Regions from separate parts of the Mus musculus genome. Here region 2 is linked to region 1. The links are chromatin loops, found by intact Hi-C in ENCODE. Cell type or tissue: gastrocnemius. All regions are shown on one strand. Links, peaks and the distances in the headings refer to the core of each region. The heading gives the core; the rest is flanking DNA.

Region 1 (8,332 bases), core at 16-8,015:
TGCTATGGATGTTTTCTAAAACATTCCAAAAGCCAATACTAATTTAATTTTGTTATTTTGCTTTACAAATTATGCCTCTAAACAGGCAGTCTAATTTTAAGCAGGAAGGTATTAAGAAATACGCTTACTGTTGTCAGGACATGAAGACCTAAAGATTTGCCTGTAGACAAAAGGAGTAAAGAGTTGGCTTTAGCCTTCTTTGTTAATTCAATCTGTAAGGTAAATTCTTTATTACAGACGTTATATGACTGATTGTTTTCATCTGTTGGCCGAGTGTATGGAATGGGAAGGTAGATTTTTAAAAAAGGTTCTCTTAGTGGGCTTAGTTTTGAAAATTTTTGTAAAGTAAATAATTTACTCTTCACATGGTAGCCACTGACTTGGGTAGTGACTTGGGATGCTCTAGGATGTTCACTGGTTCTAAAGCTGTGAGTTTCAATCCCTTGGGGATCGAATGACCTTTCACAGGGGTCATATATCAGATATTCTCCATGTTAAATATTTACATTACAATTCCTAGAAAGTAGCGAACTTACAATTATGAAGTAGCAATGAAATAATTTTCTGGTTGGGAGTCACCATAATATAAGGTGTATTAAGGGTTATGGCATTAAGGGAGTTGAGAACCACTGTTCTAGAGTGTTCTCGAAAAGTAACTGTTGAGGAAAAAGCAAGGCAGTCACTATCTCTGGGAGTATACTTTTAAAATGGAAATTGAAAATAATTTCTTTTGGGAGAATACAACTTAAAATTACATTAACTCTTTTCACAGCTTGACATATAAAATGTATTTACTATATAACCTTGGGTTTAACAATTTGATGATAGCAAAATATGTATTGCCATGTTTTCAAATACTATGGTATGGTATGATCATTTAAGGTGACAGTTCCAAATTTTAAAATATTTAGCTTATCAAATTGTGTCTGGTTTTGTTCATTAAATAATAGCTGGTATTGTTAATATTTAATAATATTTAAAACAAATATACAAAGTTCATCATATGGGAAAGCAAAAAATACCACTTAACCATTGTTGTGGTATGAATAGATATGGCCCCCAGACTCATATGTTTAAGTCTTGGCCCATAGGAAGTGTTGTTATTAGGAGGTAGTACCTTGTTGAGTAGGTGTGTCCTTATTAGAGAAAGTGTGTCACTGTGGGGACAGGCTTTGAGGTCTCCTATGTTCAAGCTAGGCCCAGTCTGGCATACAATTTCTTTCTGCTGCCTATGAATCAAGATGTAGAACTCTCAGCTTCTCCAGCACCATGTCAGACTGGAATGCTTCCCACCATAACTGAACCTCTGAAACTGCAAGCCAGCCCCAATTAAATGTTTTCCTTTGTAAGAAATGCTCTGGTCATGTTGTCTCTTCACGGCACTAAAATCCTAACTAAGACAGACACTTTCTATTCAGATTCATTCCTTGGATGCTGACTTTATTTACAAAGCTTCCAAAGAGCTTGTTTCTTGTTCCTTACTTACAGGAGTCTGATGTTAACAAACAGCTAATTATAGAACTTGTATAGAACTTGGGTATAAGGTCAATTGTACAACCGATTTTAACTCATGTTAATCTTGATGTAAACATTTTTCTCATATAACCTTGTCTCTTAATATTCCCCACAAAGTTGTACAGTTATTATCTCCTGATTTATGTTCTATATCTCTGTCAACTATTAAGTTTTATCATAACCCCTTGCATGGACCCTCCTCTGAGACACTCTTAATTGCTGCTTCCCTTATCACCCTACTGTCACCCTTGAAACAGTTACCAAGAGATAAAACAGTTCGGTGACCACTAAAAAGGGCCTAATGAGGCATGGTCAGGCCAACTCATTGCTCTTCTTGCCACTCTAGACATTGATTTGGGGACTCAGAATGACAACAGCTAGACTGGAGCCTTTTTTGCATAGATTAACCTCTCTGTCTCACTAGCTCAGATCAGCTTAACATCCTTCAGGACCACCTTGACTCCTTGTCTGATACAGTACTCCGAAAGTAAAAGGCACTATATCCAACTACTGCTAAGGATGGGAATCTATGTCCTCCTCAAACATTGCTGCTTCCGGGCCAGCAAACCCTGGTTTGAAATGGAATCTAAAGACACAGGAACCAGGCAAGAATTACTCTGGCACCCTCCCACTCTGTCTTTCTCCTTATTATCCTCATACCTATGATTTTACCCTGTCTTTTAAATGTTTCCCTTCGGAACTTCACTCTCTACCCAAAGAAAATGTACCATATAAGCTCTCCCAATACCTATCTCCCTACAAAAGATCCATATATTCCTAAAATATCTGAAAAAAAAAGACCTTTTAGATGCGGTGGCAACACTCTGGCTAAAAGGAACCTTCATCCTTTTACCCTGTCAATTTTTTACACTAGCCCTCTATTTTCTCCTCTGATGCTTTGTAGCTCCCTGCTACTTCTGCTAGCTCATTTTGGTGGAACAATCCTGCCAATGGGATCAGTCACTGTCACCCTGAATCAACTCTATGAACACTCTCTCTCTCCTCTATTCTTCCCTATCCCTCCAACTTCCCAGGAAATCTCTGATTCTGTAAGCAAACCATCTGCTTGGGGGCCTCTCATAACTATTTCCAGGGTCTCTTTAGGAATGGAGGATGAAAATCACCTGATCCAGCATAGCCAATCAAGTTAAGACACACCCCCAGCTACATGACCAGAGGACTCTGAGGTACCCACTCTAACAAAGACTCTCTTCATCAGAAAGCAGTTATAACACCCCTGTCCTGCATTTCTTTATATCCTCTCATAGTTAGAAATGTTGGTTTACTGCTGAAGGTCTATACTTCAGCTTCTCTTGCAGACTACGGAAGTCACTTTCACCCCATAAGAGGCCACCTCCCACCTTCCCTTGGAGACATTTTGGCCATCTCATACATGAGTGACAAGATGCCCATCTTTGTGAATAAACATCGTCCTACCTAGGGTCAGGCAAAACCTCTTTTTTCTTTTCTTTCTTTCTTTTCTTTCTTTCTTTCTTTCTTTCTTTCTTTCTTTCTTTCTTCCTTCCTTCCTTCCTTCCTTCCTTCCTTCCTTTCTTTCTTTCTTTCTTTCTTTCTTTCTTTCTTTCTCTTTTTCTTTCTTTCTGACTTGTCTATCCACAGCTGTGTCCTTTTGATAAGCTACACTGATCACCGTCCAGACAATAGTTAAAGGGTGGGTTCTTCTGTTCCTTTACCGCACAGCCAACCCTCCATACCTGCAGGTTACACATCTAAGGGCCCAACCAACCTAGAATTAAGCCTAAACAATGCAAAAGAACAACTCCTTACATAGTATTTCCAATGTATTAAGTCATCTAGAGTTGATTTAAAGTAACCAGGGTATGTGTGTGTATGTGAGAGAGAGAGAGTTTGATGCAAAGATCTACACTCTTCACATAAGGTATTGAAGCATACTTGGTAATTGGTACCCACATAATCCCTGTTGGACACTTCATCTGTAGATTGCTATCAGCTATACATTGCTGGGACTCTTGCCCTGGACTCCTACCAGAACATACGCTAATGTGGGCTATCCCGCTCTCTCAACCCCTGTCCCAGAGACAGATATTTCTCAAGCCCATTAAGTGTGGCTCAGGGGATCTCCCTAAATAGAGTCTGCAATCCAGTAGAGGATAAAACGTGTTCAGAACATAGACAGTGACTGCTTAAAAGGCATAGCCTAGGAAGCTGCACTCCTGGCAAGCACTATAGAGGATCCTCGGCGCAAGGAGCTCAAGAGCCCTGTGACTGGGCAGCAGAAATACAAAATGCCATATGAAGAGTGACATGTCATTAATTCACCTTCAAGGACAAGGACCTGGGTAAGGGCTTTTATGCTTTGAGCTCAAAGTATTGGCTCTCACCCATCGTCCCAGCTACTCAATGACTGAGGCAGATGGGTTACTTGAGCCCAGAAGTCAGAGCAAGCCTGGGCACCAGACTAAGATTACACATCTCAAACACAGAGAGAGAGTGAGACACATACACAGAGAGAGAGAGAGAGAGAGAGAGAGAGAGAGAGAGAGAGAGAGAGAGAGAGAGAAAGAGAGAGTGAGAGAGAGGGAGAGAGAAAGAGAGAGAGAGAGAGGGATGGAGAGAGAGAGAGAAAGAAAGAGAGAGAGAACAGATCTGATTGAATAAATACCTCATTTGCACTGTAACTGAAACATGGCACCTGGAATAGGCACAAGAGAAGACAGACTTCCACATTTTACAGTAGCCTGTGGCTTCCTGTGCTTACCAAGGTACTAGTCAGAGTGACCTAACCGAGGTCTCTTCCTGAGCCCACTGAATTCGGTGACCCATGAGTCAAGGTTCATATCCGTCTTCACTCCATATGCCTTATAATTCATTCTTGGTCTCCCTATGCCCTGGCCCATGTGCTACTCCATTTCCACCATCACTGATCTGCAGCACCCACAGCCTCTGCACATCTCTGGTCACATCCCTCTCTGGTCCTTACATGGCAACTCCAGATCCTTACCTATCTTCTTCTCTAAGAGGTGTTTCCTAGTAATCACTCTGCTTCTCAGGATTAAGAGCCCAGCCTAGGGCCTCGCTCAGGGCCCTAACAGCAGCCCTGGATGGAACTCAGCTTCCTCCTCCTTTCACACAAAGGGCCCGATAATATCAATCCCAAACTTCACAGAATGGAAGAATTTGACCTGTCTTCCCATAACAAGGAAGAGAAGTGGGGCATAAGCCTACAGCTCTTCCCACAGTACGGAAGTGATAAAGGAGGGGGGGAGGGGACTTCTGCATTGGAATGATGAAAGGTCAAAGATGGAGGTAAGATACCTGAGGTAAGGCTCCACATACACATACCATCTCTCTCAAGCCCACAAACTACCCAGTTCCTTCCCTGGAGGAGAAGGAAAACTTCCAAGGGAAACTAAGAAATTAACTTAGAGGCAGGGAGTATGGGGAATATCATAGGCCTCTTTGAAGGCTGTACTAAATGCTCAGGAACCAACTGGAAACCTGAACTTCAGTAGATGTGGGTTTACAATGTCAGTTCTCTGCCTCTGTTTTCTCATCCACAGAATGGGGCGGCAAATGACAAATGGGCCACACTCTGCCAACAGAAAATAAACTATTTCCTAAAGCTAAAGTATTTTTGAAAAGGAGGCTACTGGAATGGCAGGCTGGATAGAAGTGGGAAATACACATTCCCAGATGCAGAGACTTGTTAGAGCCCCACCTTGACGTGTGCAGAGGACAGACACACGGTTGCCTAGAGTTGGAGACACTGAGGGCTTTGTATGAAGATTCCACACTGGCTTGCTGAGGCTTCTGGTGCACAGGATTCAGGAAATTCCATAGCCCTTCCCATCCACGTCATCATGTCTGGTGACTAGCCAATGAGCGCCTCTCCAGAGCAAGCACCGGGCCTTACGCAAATGTGGGCCATCACATAAGCATCACATCTTTGCTATTTCATACTCATTCCTGGGCCTATTCCCAAATCTGCTAAGCCTAACACATTGAAGATGTGATACTTTAGAAAAAAAAAAAAAGTGCCAGTGGTTCTTACAAAAAGTCTAAAAACCGCAAGCATAGGAATGTGAGAAACCTGTTTGAGGCTCAGACCACTCTGCAGTAGCTACAAGTTACTTAACCTCTCAGAACCTTAACACTGCTCAGGCAGTCAAAACATTCAAGTTGACCTAGGCAACACAACATGGACCCATATCAAAAACAAAACAGAAAACTCTCGTATAGAGAAAAGGATGTCCAGTCCTCTAAGTTATCCCAAGGGATAAGTTCAACATCATCACTCATATGTTCAAGGCTCAACTTGCCACTGAAAAGCAGGGCTTCTTAGGGTGTTTTCAGGCATGGTGAAAACTGAACATGAGCTGGGGCAGTGGTGGCGCACACCTTTAATCCCAGCACTCGGGAGGCAGAGGCAGGCGGATTTCTGAGTTCGAGGCCAGCCTGGTCTACAAAGTAAGTTCCAGGACAGCCAGGACTATACAGAGAAACCCAGTCTCGAAAAAAGAAAAAAAAAAAAAAAACTGAACATGAAGAATATCATCCAACTAGGAAGCCATGTCCAACAAGGTAAGCCAGAGACAAACAATGAACTGAACTACAAATGATGGCCAAGACATCATTTTCTTCAGGGGTGCTCCAGCTGATGAACAGAGAGCTCCAAAGGTGATCTACCTCCATGTGGATATCCAGGTGGGGAATAAAGGGAGAAAGTTCACCAGGAAACCCTGGCTCACATCAGAGCCTTGGGGTTCTGAGAGATGACTTCCATCAGAAGGAAGTAACTCTCAGGTCACCAACCTGGGAAGCAGCCCCTCAAGGTCTCTTTTCCACTGGAAACAAGTTTTGGCCAGAGGGGGATAGTGGTGGCCCACACCCTTAACCCCAGCACTCAGGAGGCAGAGGAAGGTAGATCTCTGAATTAGAAGCCAGCCTGGCCTACTGAGTGAGTTGTGGGTCAGACAGGGTTACATAAAGAAATTGTCTCAGAAAACAAAACAAAAAACAAAAAACAAAAAAAAAAAGAAGAAGAAGGAAGGAGAAGCTGCTGGTCCCTGTGGTTGAATTAGGGAAAACCTGGAAGAAGCTGAGGAAGAGGGCTACCCTGTAGGAGGACTAGAAGTCCCAATTTCCCAATTAACTTGGACCCCCGAGATCTTTCAGACACTGGACCACCAACCAGGCAGCCTACACCAGCTGATATGAGGCCCCCAACACATATACAGCAGAGGACTGCTGGGTCTGGGTTCAATCAGAAAAGATGCACTTAACCCTCAAGAGACTGGAAGGCCCCATGAAATTTAGAGGTCTGGTGGGGTGAGGGGTGGGGACATCCTTGTGGAGAAAGGGTGGGAGAAGGTATGGGATGTGGAAAAGTCGAAGGGTAACCAGGAGGGGAATAAAATCTGGAGTGAAAAATAAATTAATTAACTAATTAATTTTAAAAAGAACTAATGAAAGAGAAAAAGAGAGAGAAGGAAAGAAAGAGAAAGGAAAAAGAGGGGGGGTGGAAGGAAGGAAGGAAGGAAGGAAGGAAGGAAGGAAAGAAGGAAGGAAGGAAAAGATGGCTCGTGGCATGTCCCAGCACTGGGGAAACTAAGGAAGGAAGCTCATCACTAGGTCATCACCCTGAGCTACATTGAGATCCTATCTCAAAAACACTGCAGCAAGGTGGAGAAAGAAGAAGCCTAAGAAAAGGAGAGGCAAAGGAGGACAGAGGGAGAGAGAGGGGCACCGGCAGGGTCAGGGAGAAGGAGCAAGGAGACTAAAAAATGGTACCCAGACTGTGGCGGGATCATAGCTAACTTAAATGGATGGACTGTTGTTTTTGCCTGACCTTCAATCTAATCTGTGCCCGATGAATCAGAACTTTTTGTCCCAAAACATCTATTATCTAAGACCAAGCTATAAATTCCTGTGTGTTAAATGCCATGGTGACTTGGCCAAGGATTGAGGCCAGGACTTCAGGTGATCATATTCTAGGCATAGGGTAAGGGCAGATGTGGATGAAACTAAACACGTGCAACCAGATGCCAACCATTGGTTCGTTCTAGTTTAGAAATTAAGTTTAGTGCTAATCTGGAACAGGGGACCTGTGTGCACCCCTGCATCTTTGAGGATGAATGATTTTCACCTGGCCCAGGCTACTCCGCGGGCCATCCTGGACTCGTGCAAGTCACACTCAACACCCTTTTTTCGGATGCTCAGTTTGGCTCACCTGCTGAAGACAAGGCAGCCCAGGTGGTTGATTTCATGGTCCGAGCGGTGTCGGCTGTAGTCCTCCCACAGGTCTTTGATGGCTGTGACCGCCAGAATGAAGAGCACAGGCGCCAGTGCCAGGCCCGGCTGGAAGGCGTTCACAGCCGGCACAAAGTTGAGCAGCGCGATGAAGACGAAGTACACATTGGCTAGGCGGTGGAACTGCTCGAAGAGATTCTTGGGCAAGAAGGACAGCAGCGTGTACTTGGTGGTCTTGAGGCGGTTGTCGGCCAGGTGCTGGATGCAGCCGCGCATCAGCAGCCGCTCGCCCTTGGGGGCTCCGATCGTGGAGTCCTCGGTGCCCAGAGGCGGTAGCAGGTTGGAGCGCACCGTGCGCGTCCTGCCCTCCCAGCGCCTTCTTCGCGGCCGCCGCCATCCCGAGGATGCGGACTCTTCGGCCGCCGGGAGCTCCCGCTCCATGGCCGCGTGTCGCCGCGCCCGGCTCCTCTGCCGCTCGCGCCAGCCTCCTAGGTGATCATCGCCCGCCGCCCGGGCGCGGCAGCGCGGACTCCCCTCCTGCGGGACGCACAGACACCACAGTCAGCGTGCCGAGCCCCGCCCAGCC
Region 2 (8,332 bases), core at 31-8,030, 49 kb before region 1:
CATATGTGCAGTTTGTGCCTGAGAGTAGGTTTCCCAGCAAGGAAAGCTGGCCAGGAGGGGCCTCCATACCACACTCCTTCTGTAATCCTAGGAATGACACCATGTAACTAAAGAAGGCTTCCTGCCAAAGACCCCAAATATAGGACCAATGAGATACAGAAAGAAAAGAGAAGAAAGAAGAAAGAAAAAATGAAAAACCAGATGGCCCCCTTTCCTGTGGGATTTCCTCTCAGTTTCACCTCTGCACTACAGCCACCCAGGTGATAATAACAGGGCTGATCATCCAAAGGGGAAGTTGAGCTTCTCCACCAAGGCAAGCTGTCTTGTGATTGCCCACGCTGGGGAATACAAACACTTCAGTCAAGACAAGCCTGACAAACTGTCTGAGCAGAAGAAATTAATCCCAAGGTTGTTTCTTCCTTTTTTATAACACCCAAAAGAGTGGCATTTATTTTGGGGACTTGCCTTAAAAGTCAGCATTATCCAAAGGGACTGTAACAAAGTCACAATTTGGCAGAGTGCTTAGCATCTGCCTGGCCCTCAGTTCAAGTCCCAAGGCACACAAATAGAAAAATCCGATCATAAGATGAGAGAACACTGCTGAGCGTTCCCTTATCATCCTCTACAGTGCACAGCAATGTGAGGGAAGAAATGGTAACAGAAGGAAAGGAATCCTCAAAGATCTTCCACACCCCAAACCTTTCTGTGTGATCTGCTGCCAGATAATCCAAAAACCTGGATCCTAGTCACTTCATAGTGCAGCTGTTTGCTATAATAGGCAATGGAGTTGCTGCGGATAGGTACCACAGCAGAAGTCCCCAAGCTCAGAGAAGCTTCCTACCACCACCGCCACCACCCACAAAGGAACTGGAGGTGGCTGCAATGCTCAGCCTATACACTGCATCCAGTCTGAGGCCAGGCATGGTCCGATGCTTTTACCTGTCTCTTACGTCATTTTTTACATCTGAGATATTCTAGGAAATGATTTTTGTGTACTTGCTTTCAAAACATAGTGATGCCTGTAGGGGTCTGGATACACTGACTGTTCTGAAAACGCTAAAAGTTCTCCTTGATGGATGGCTGGCAAAAGCAAGCCGTAGCCAAACAAACCTCAAATCGTGGGTCCAATAGGGTTTTCCTCGTCACTGCCTTTAATAGCCACAAAATCTTTGGGATGTGTTCGTACCAAATGGTACACACAGAGTAAGCAGTTCCAACCACAGGAACAGACAAGGGATGACGTCATTCTGAATCTATGAAAGTCCAGTGGTAAGCATCGAAGTGAGGGAGAGGAGAGTGTGGGAAAACACAGTAAATTCCATGAGTGCTAAATGGCAGTCACTCTGCATCCTCCCTGCTACCTACAGCATCACTATTCATGGCAGGCAGTGCAGGAGTGGTACCCAGACCTCTGACACTAACAAGCCCAGTAAGCTGTGCTTTCAAACCTGGTTTTAATACGTTTTATTTATTTATATGGGGAGAGGGGCATGGATGTGCCACAATGTGCATGTAAAGGTCAATACAAACTGCAGGAGTAAACTCTCCCCTTCCACGGTATCCCAAGGGTCACATTCTGGTCATCAGGTGTACTGACAAGAACCTTGACACACTGAGCCCCAACCTGGACCTGTTAAAAGGGTCTGGAATTGTATCATCAGGCAGAACTCACAGTCTTCCATCCTGCCTAGAGGAAGTCATGGCAAGAATTTCTGTCATGGTATTTATTAAAGCACATAAATACTTGTAAGTTATCTTTACAACAATAGGCTCATGCCAACCATAACTCACTGAGAAGCAGACAAGCTCAAGGATGTACCCTGTCCAAATCCAGAAGACTCTCCTAGGTGGAATGGGGACATTATAGGGTATCATAGCCTGTAAAACATACAGGAACCTCTGAGACAGAAGCAATCTTTTCTTACAGACTGGAACTTGCCACCAAGAATAAAGAATTCCTCACAGCAAAACACACAGCTGGAAACAAGGAGATGATGGAACTAAGAAAGAACTCTGAGGTAAAGACCAAGGAAAGATATAAGGGAGCATCATGAGGCATGCTGAGAGAGCTCTAGGACCCGCCAGTATGGAGACTCCACACTTCAGTGACTCCTCAGGTTTTTCACAGTAGCTCCCTCTGACCCAGCAGAAAATAAGCATCCCTTGGAGATGGTGCATATGCTACTGTTTTTACTTATTTCCTTATTTAGAGCCAATCTCACTACCTAGCCCTGGCTGGCCTAGGACTTCTGCTATTTTTAGTGTTTGTGGCAGGATGATAGGTAGAAAGTAATGTGAAAACTTACAAGAAAGGAGATTTTAAAAGCTTTTGTGAGATGACTGGAAGACACCATCAGTGCCTGCTATGCTTGAACCAGCATCCCAACAATGCCCACAACAGCCCAGCCTAACCCACCTGGCCTCCTAAGGCTTCCATGGCCCCACCCGTCAAGCCAGGCTGGACCTCATTAATGTAAGTACTAAGACAGAACAGAATGCCCTAGTGCCAGAGGAAAACAGACATGCTACCAGAAGTTGTAGGCAGGGTGAGTGCTATAGCCCTGTTAGATACACAGACTCAAATGAGATGCTACAGACTCAGTCAACGCTTGCTCTCATAGCCTAATTCAACACCTATTCCCTCTGAAACGGATCTAATCATAATTAGGAAGAAAATCCATTCACAGTCATACCTAGTTGTGAACTCTGTGAACTCTAATAATGACCAGCATGGCAAGCTATATCTATGGGTATAAGAGTGGCAGCCGGGCATGGTGGCGCACACGTTTAATCCCAGCACTTGGGAGGCAGAGGCAGGCGGATTTCAGAGTTCGAGGCCAGTCTGGTCTACAGAGTGAGTTCCAGGACAGCCAAGACTACACAGAGAAACCCTGTCTCGAAAAACCAAATAAATAAATAAATAAATAAATAAATAAATAAATAAATAAATAGAAGAGTGGAATGTACATTTTGGGGGTTAAATCTTCTTCCTTATTAAATTTAAAGCCCACACCACAAGAAGGAAACACATACCTAAGTACTGAAAATCTGACCAATACCACATGCTTTTAGAGCTCATAGGTCCAGGGATGATCCTATTACTATTATTTAGGTAAATGGACCTAGTATTAAACTGTTCCCTGAATCATATCCCTCCAGCTACAGATTCGTGCACTCTCAGACTTCATCAGCAAAGTTTGTTGATGCTGTCAATAGTGGTTAACCCAGAAACTTAGGACTGTTCTAAGTGAAGAGTGCCAGGGGAGAGCTTGGCCAAGTTGGTGAATCTCAATCACACTTTCATCTCTAAGACTTAAAGACCATCATGCAAGAGGAAGCAGAAAGAGTGTTAAGAGCCGGGGTCTGGGGAGGACCAGAACGAAAGTGTCTTCTGGATATGATAAGACCACTATACTCATTAATTCACAGCATCAGTGGTTGCCTGCATAAGACCTGCAAAAGATCAAGCCAGTCAACATTTTAGCATGAAATAAAAACAGGTTCTGTGAGTTCCCACCCCTGGCTGGGGAGCTATGGTTATCTAATGGTTTTATTCCATTCCATAGATAGTTTTATTTATTTATCAATCTCAATGGATAGTCTTACACACACACACACACACACACACACACAGATTTAAATAAATGCAATATGGACTTATTTAAAGAGGACCGCAAGTTGAGGGGATAGCATAGAGAGATTGGATGGATTAGGAAGAAGAAATGGGGAAGAGTTGGAATGAATCTGATCAAAATACATCATATGAAATAATAAAATATTCAATAAAATACTTTATATGTACACACACACACACACACACACACACGGCAGAGTGAATGTTTCCTAAGATTAAAACTGGAAACTGTGGGCTGGGCTTGGCTCCTAGCTGAAAGGTAGGAGTTAAAACCACAATCATTTTTCAGGTTAATGTCTTTTTTTTTTTTCACTGCTCTCTTAGTTTCTGAGTATTGGCTGGCAAAGACCACGGTATCCATCACACTCAAAACAACAAAGCAGGAAACAGGAACCGGCCCGAAGCTTCTTGCCTGCCACAGAGAGCCTCTGTAGTTTCATATCGTGCTCTGTACACGGGACAAAGCTGTTTGTTTCTGCTTTGTAATATGCAGTGCTGTGTTCTACTGCTGAACAATCACTCTAAGGAAATATTACTATAAAAATAAATACATTTCTCTTTTCATTCAAAGCGGAGGAAGATAGGCAGGGCGCCGTGAGCACACCCACAAGCCTTCCCCTAGAACACTTTACATTTGTTCCTAAGTCTCTAAGAATGTTTTGCTGATAGTATCTAAGTCTTAATTTATCTACAATCAACCTGATTCAAGTACAGAGGAAAAAAATACTCATTTTGCTCCGTTTTTGGTTTGGATTTTGTGGGGGGAGGAGGGGAGCAGGTTGCCTTTATTTTTCTTTCAACTCATGGGAACACACTATTTATAGTATTATTTTCTCTTGGCAGTCAAATACATTATTAACCTCTGAACTGGATATTTTTTAAGAAAAAAAAAACAAAGTATAATTCTCTTATTTTTGACAGGATCTACTCCAACTCCTTCCTAGCAGAAGATGACCTTGGCAGACACACACCCACTTCCACTTCAGAGTGCTGGTATTACTGGTATGTGCTACCAATGTCCTTGGTTTTATGCGATGCTGGGGACTGAAGCTAGGGGTTCATGCATGTTGCAAGTACTCTAAAAAGTGGTCAAGAGCCCCAACTCCATATAAATTATTTTGCAGCAATGACCACACCTCACTTCTGACAAAGACGCCATTACAGCCCATGATCTACCCACCTACAACAAACAAGTGACACATTTTTAACTTGTGTTTTACACGTTAAATGATAGAAACATAGATAATGATTCTACTGTAAGGCCAAAAGCATGTCATTTTCATGTCAGCCCATTTCCTTTCCTGTAGTCTTCTGGAATAAGACAAGGAGCATGGCAGTACCCTGGTCTCAAACTCAGCAACCATAGAGCTTAGGGTATAGAGGGAGCAAGGGAGCAAGAAGTTGCAGAGTGAAGCCCTAGAAAGTACCCTCTTGGGGTCTTCAGAGGGTTCCACCGGAGCTTTGGCCAAGTCTTAATGAGGAAAGAGAGGAGCAGGAGTCAGAGATGCTGAGTTGAGCATCTCCACAACAGTTCTAGTTCTCACCAGCCAGGAGAGATAAATCAGACATTTCAGAGGCCAACAGGTGAACTGGTAGATACTATCTCAGTCGTTGGGAAAAGTAAGCCCAGGAGAAAGGGCTGCTTGGATCCCACCTAGGCAAAGTGCAAAGGAGGCCTCCAGAGAAACAAACAGAGTATGCTAGCTGATTCTAAAACCCCTTGGGAGTCTACAGCCATACCACCCTGAATGTACCCAGGCTCATCTAAAAACCACTCAGGAATCTGTCTATACTGGAGCATAAATGACCACAATTCAGTAAGGCACAGTGCACCATGGGAGCCTCTAACCAAAAGGTGTTAGGCAGGCATGCAAAAAAAAAAAAAAAAAAAAAAAAAAAAGAGGCAGGAAATTGTACACACTACAGAGGGTAAGAATCTATGAGAGAAAGATACAGAAATGTCACAGATGGTAGAAATGACCTGACAGGGGTGTTGGGCAGCTGATGTGTCCACATGTCTGAAATGTCAGAAGAAAAATTCAAGCACGTTCAGACATGCATAGAATGCATTTTTAAAAATACTTTTAAGGATGTGAACTAACTGTGTAGATTTAAAAATCTATAAAGATAAATCAGATTAACCGATTATAAGAACAGAGGGGGGAGAGAGAGAGAGAGAGAGAGAGATCCTGAAACTGAGGAAGCAACGTGAGTGACATGAAAATCAAAAAGAGCAAGAACAGTAAGCTGATGCAGTTGTAAACAGAAACCAGGCTGGGGCTAAAGAAATAATTTTCAAAAATTTCCAAATATGATGAAAAACTACAGCCACAAATTAAAAATGTTCCATGAATTCCAAAGTGGGGAAGGGGTAGGGGAGGGGAGGGGTGCTAGACCCAGGCTCACAAAACTGCTGAAAATTCCACAACTAGATTGTAAACATACAAATAAGTAATGATGTTCAAGGAGGGAGAGAGAAAGACAATTACCAAACCTCCTAACAAACAATGAAGCAAAAGGAGACTGAAAAAAAAAAAAAAAACTTAATGAAAAAAAAAAAAGAAAGATGAATCCTATAACTTTCTACATTAAAAATGTATGTTCAAAATGAGAGAAAGATAAAGACATTTCTAAACTTATTTAAAAAATGGACATAACTTATTAAGGGCAAACTGGCAAGATGGACAATTAAAGTTAGTCCTTTTCAGCAGGATTAAACCAGTCTGCAAGAATCTGCAAGGGTGCCAGGGAACAGAGGGTACCAGACTGGAGATGGTGCCATCTACCTAGTTTCTCTGAAAATGGCTGCTGATCAACACCATGAGTCATGGATCCAAACCCAGTTGTCTTTCATCATCACTGTCTGAGGTAAGTGGGACTCTGTGAAGTATCTATTTCCTTGTGATCCCTAGAGATGCTGAGTTGTAAAACTGGCTTGACGGGAGTCAGTTTCTTCAAACAAGCTATTGCACACTGCTTTTGGCACTATATTCTTTCTAGTTTGGGAAGTCATTTTGTGTCTACGACAAGGTGAAAAGAACTAGTTTTAATTTCCCAGACGAGGGCAAGGACACAATAAAGATGGAGCCTGCTGTATCACATGGTACTATGAAGTCTGTCAGAGTCTGGGATTGTTTTTGAAAATAGATGACAACATGTGCAAATATTTGTATTTCTTTTGTATGTACACAATGTGCCTTAGAAACTGGAAATATCCATCTGGTTTGTGAACAATAAGGTTGTAAGAAAGTTCTCTTCAGGGACCAGAATGTCCTTTTAAAGAAAATGATGCTACAACTGAGTTCCAGATAGTTTAGTTCTGCATACCTGAACAGAATACCCTCCACTCCCTATACCCAAGTCACAAAGCAGAGGTTTAATTCCATGAAACCCAATTATCCAGTACAAACATCAAGGCCAGAGATAGATGTCCACCACACAGTAATGGTCAGCTTTAGGATTCTGACTAGAGGAGATTAGCAGCACCCTAAATGATTACCATGACTTCCAACCAAAGATCAAGGAACTGTGTGCAAGGGCTTTATACCACAGACAGGGCATTCACATGTTCCAGAGTCCACATGGATTCTCTTTGTATATGTACACAGCCTTCTCATGCCACACAAGAGAGAATGTAGCACAAGTTTCTGAGTCTACCACTCCTGAGACCCCATACAAGGTCTATCATATGGGGCACTGGGGCACTATGATAAGCAGTCAACAAGCCCAAAGTCCTCTAAAAATGGCTATCAAAAACATACTTATGAAAATCTCCATGTCTAATTTGTTGGGAAACTCAGCCAATACTGCAACTACAATAGGCCCATCTCCCAGAGTGAACTGTCTTTTTCGGACACACAGAGCCAAGGCCCCTGTTCCACAAGCTAAACTCTCAAAGTTTCATACACACACACACACACACACACACACACACACACACACACCTGTCCTGGGCCCTCACAACACTTAGAACCTCCCATCAATTCAAAACTTTCCTGTGACATGAGTGACCAGTCAGTAAGAGGGAACACTTTGGATTGAGGGTGTGGCTCAGTAGTAAAAGTGCTTGTGTGGCATGCCCCAGGAACAGGGATTTAAATATATCAGCGTCATCAAAGGCAAAGTAAATGCCCAAAACATTGGATTACTTCTACTGGTTATAATAGGAACACATGCTAAGGACTTTGAATGTATTTTTGAAAAAGAAAAGAAAACAAGAGTTTAAAATGACTGCATATATGAAAAATGGCTTTCCTAGTGAAAATAAAAATGTCAGACATGTTAAACAGCAGACTTCTTTCACTTGCTAGCCATTTAGGGAAAATAGCTACTGGCAGCCTCCCTCCCGCTGATACATTTTGTTTTAAATGGAGTAATACTGTTTTGCTTTAATTAACTCATATTAGTTCTGACTTTTGTGAGCACATGGAAATGTTACCTTTCCGATTCGAGTTGGAGGATCCAAGACTTAATTTAGAAGCATGTATTATACAAAAGTTTTAAGAAAGGAGAAAAATTACATCATAAAAATATGTTCGTAGCAGAGAAACTAAACTAGCTTTAAATTTTAATTTATAGGGCAGCCAGAAAAATTAACTCAAGGAATGCCTACTTGATTCTTTACTAGCAAGAGTATTTAAATTTTAGGGTTTGAAATATTTGTAGTTGCTGAGAATTTGGCGAGCAAAAAAATCATGA

Evidence for each region. A loop is a pair of places that touch in the nucleus more often than their neighbours do. Peaks named below come from ENCODE experiments on the same cell type or tissue, not always from the same donor. Only the 100,000 strongest peaks of a DNase experiment are listed, where the experiment ranks them.
Region 2: it touches region 1 in a loop (4-fold over the local background); 3 of 42 quality-filtered maps call a loop at or near these places.

What each region holds. Positions count from the first base shown.
Region 1 is chr7:58,658,310-58,666,641 of GRCm38, reverse strand. Atp10a (ATPase, class V, type 10A) reads right to left here. Exons shown (of 21, transcript NM_009728.2): 1 at 7,727-8,332. The coding sequence starts at 8,187. Among named protein-coding and RNA genes, the nearest start is that of Atp10a, 4.3 kb to the right of the region's middle. In gastrocnemius, for the core only: no CTCF peak of the experiment used is centred there; a DNase peak (open chromatin) is centred at 7,916; H3K4me3 peaks cover 958 bases; H3K27ac peaks cover 849 bases.
Region 2 is chr7:58,707,690-58,716,021 of GRCm38, reverse strand. All of the region lies in intron 1 of Atp10a (ATPase, class V, type 10A), which reads right to left. It overlaps Gm39019 (a long non-coding RNA gene), which reads left to right. Exons shown (of 5, transcript XR_003946773.1): 3 at 4,556-4,636; 4 at 6,346-6,502. Among named protein-coding and RNA genes, the nearest start is that of Gm39019, 19 kb to the left of the region's middle. In gastrocnemius, for the core only: no CTCF peak of the experiment used is centred there; no DNase peak of the experiment used is centred there; H3K4me3 peaks cover 211 bases; H3K27ac peaks cover 589 bases.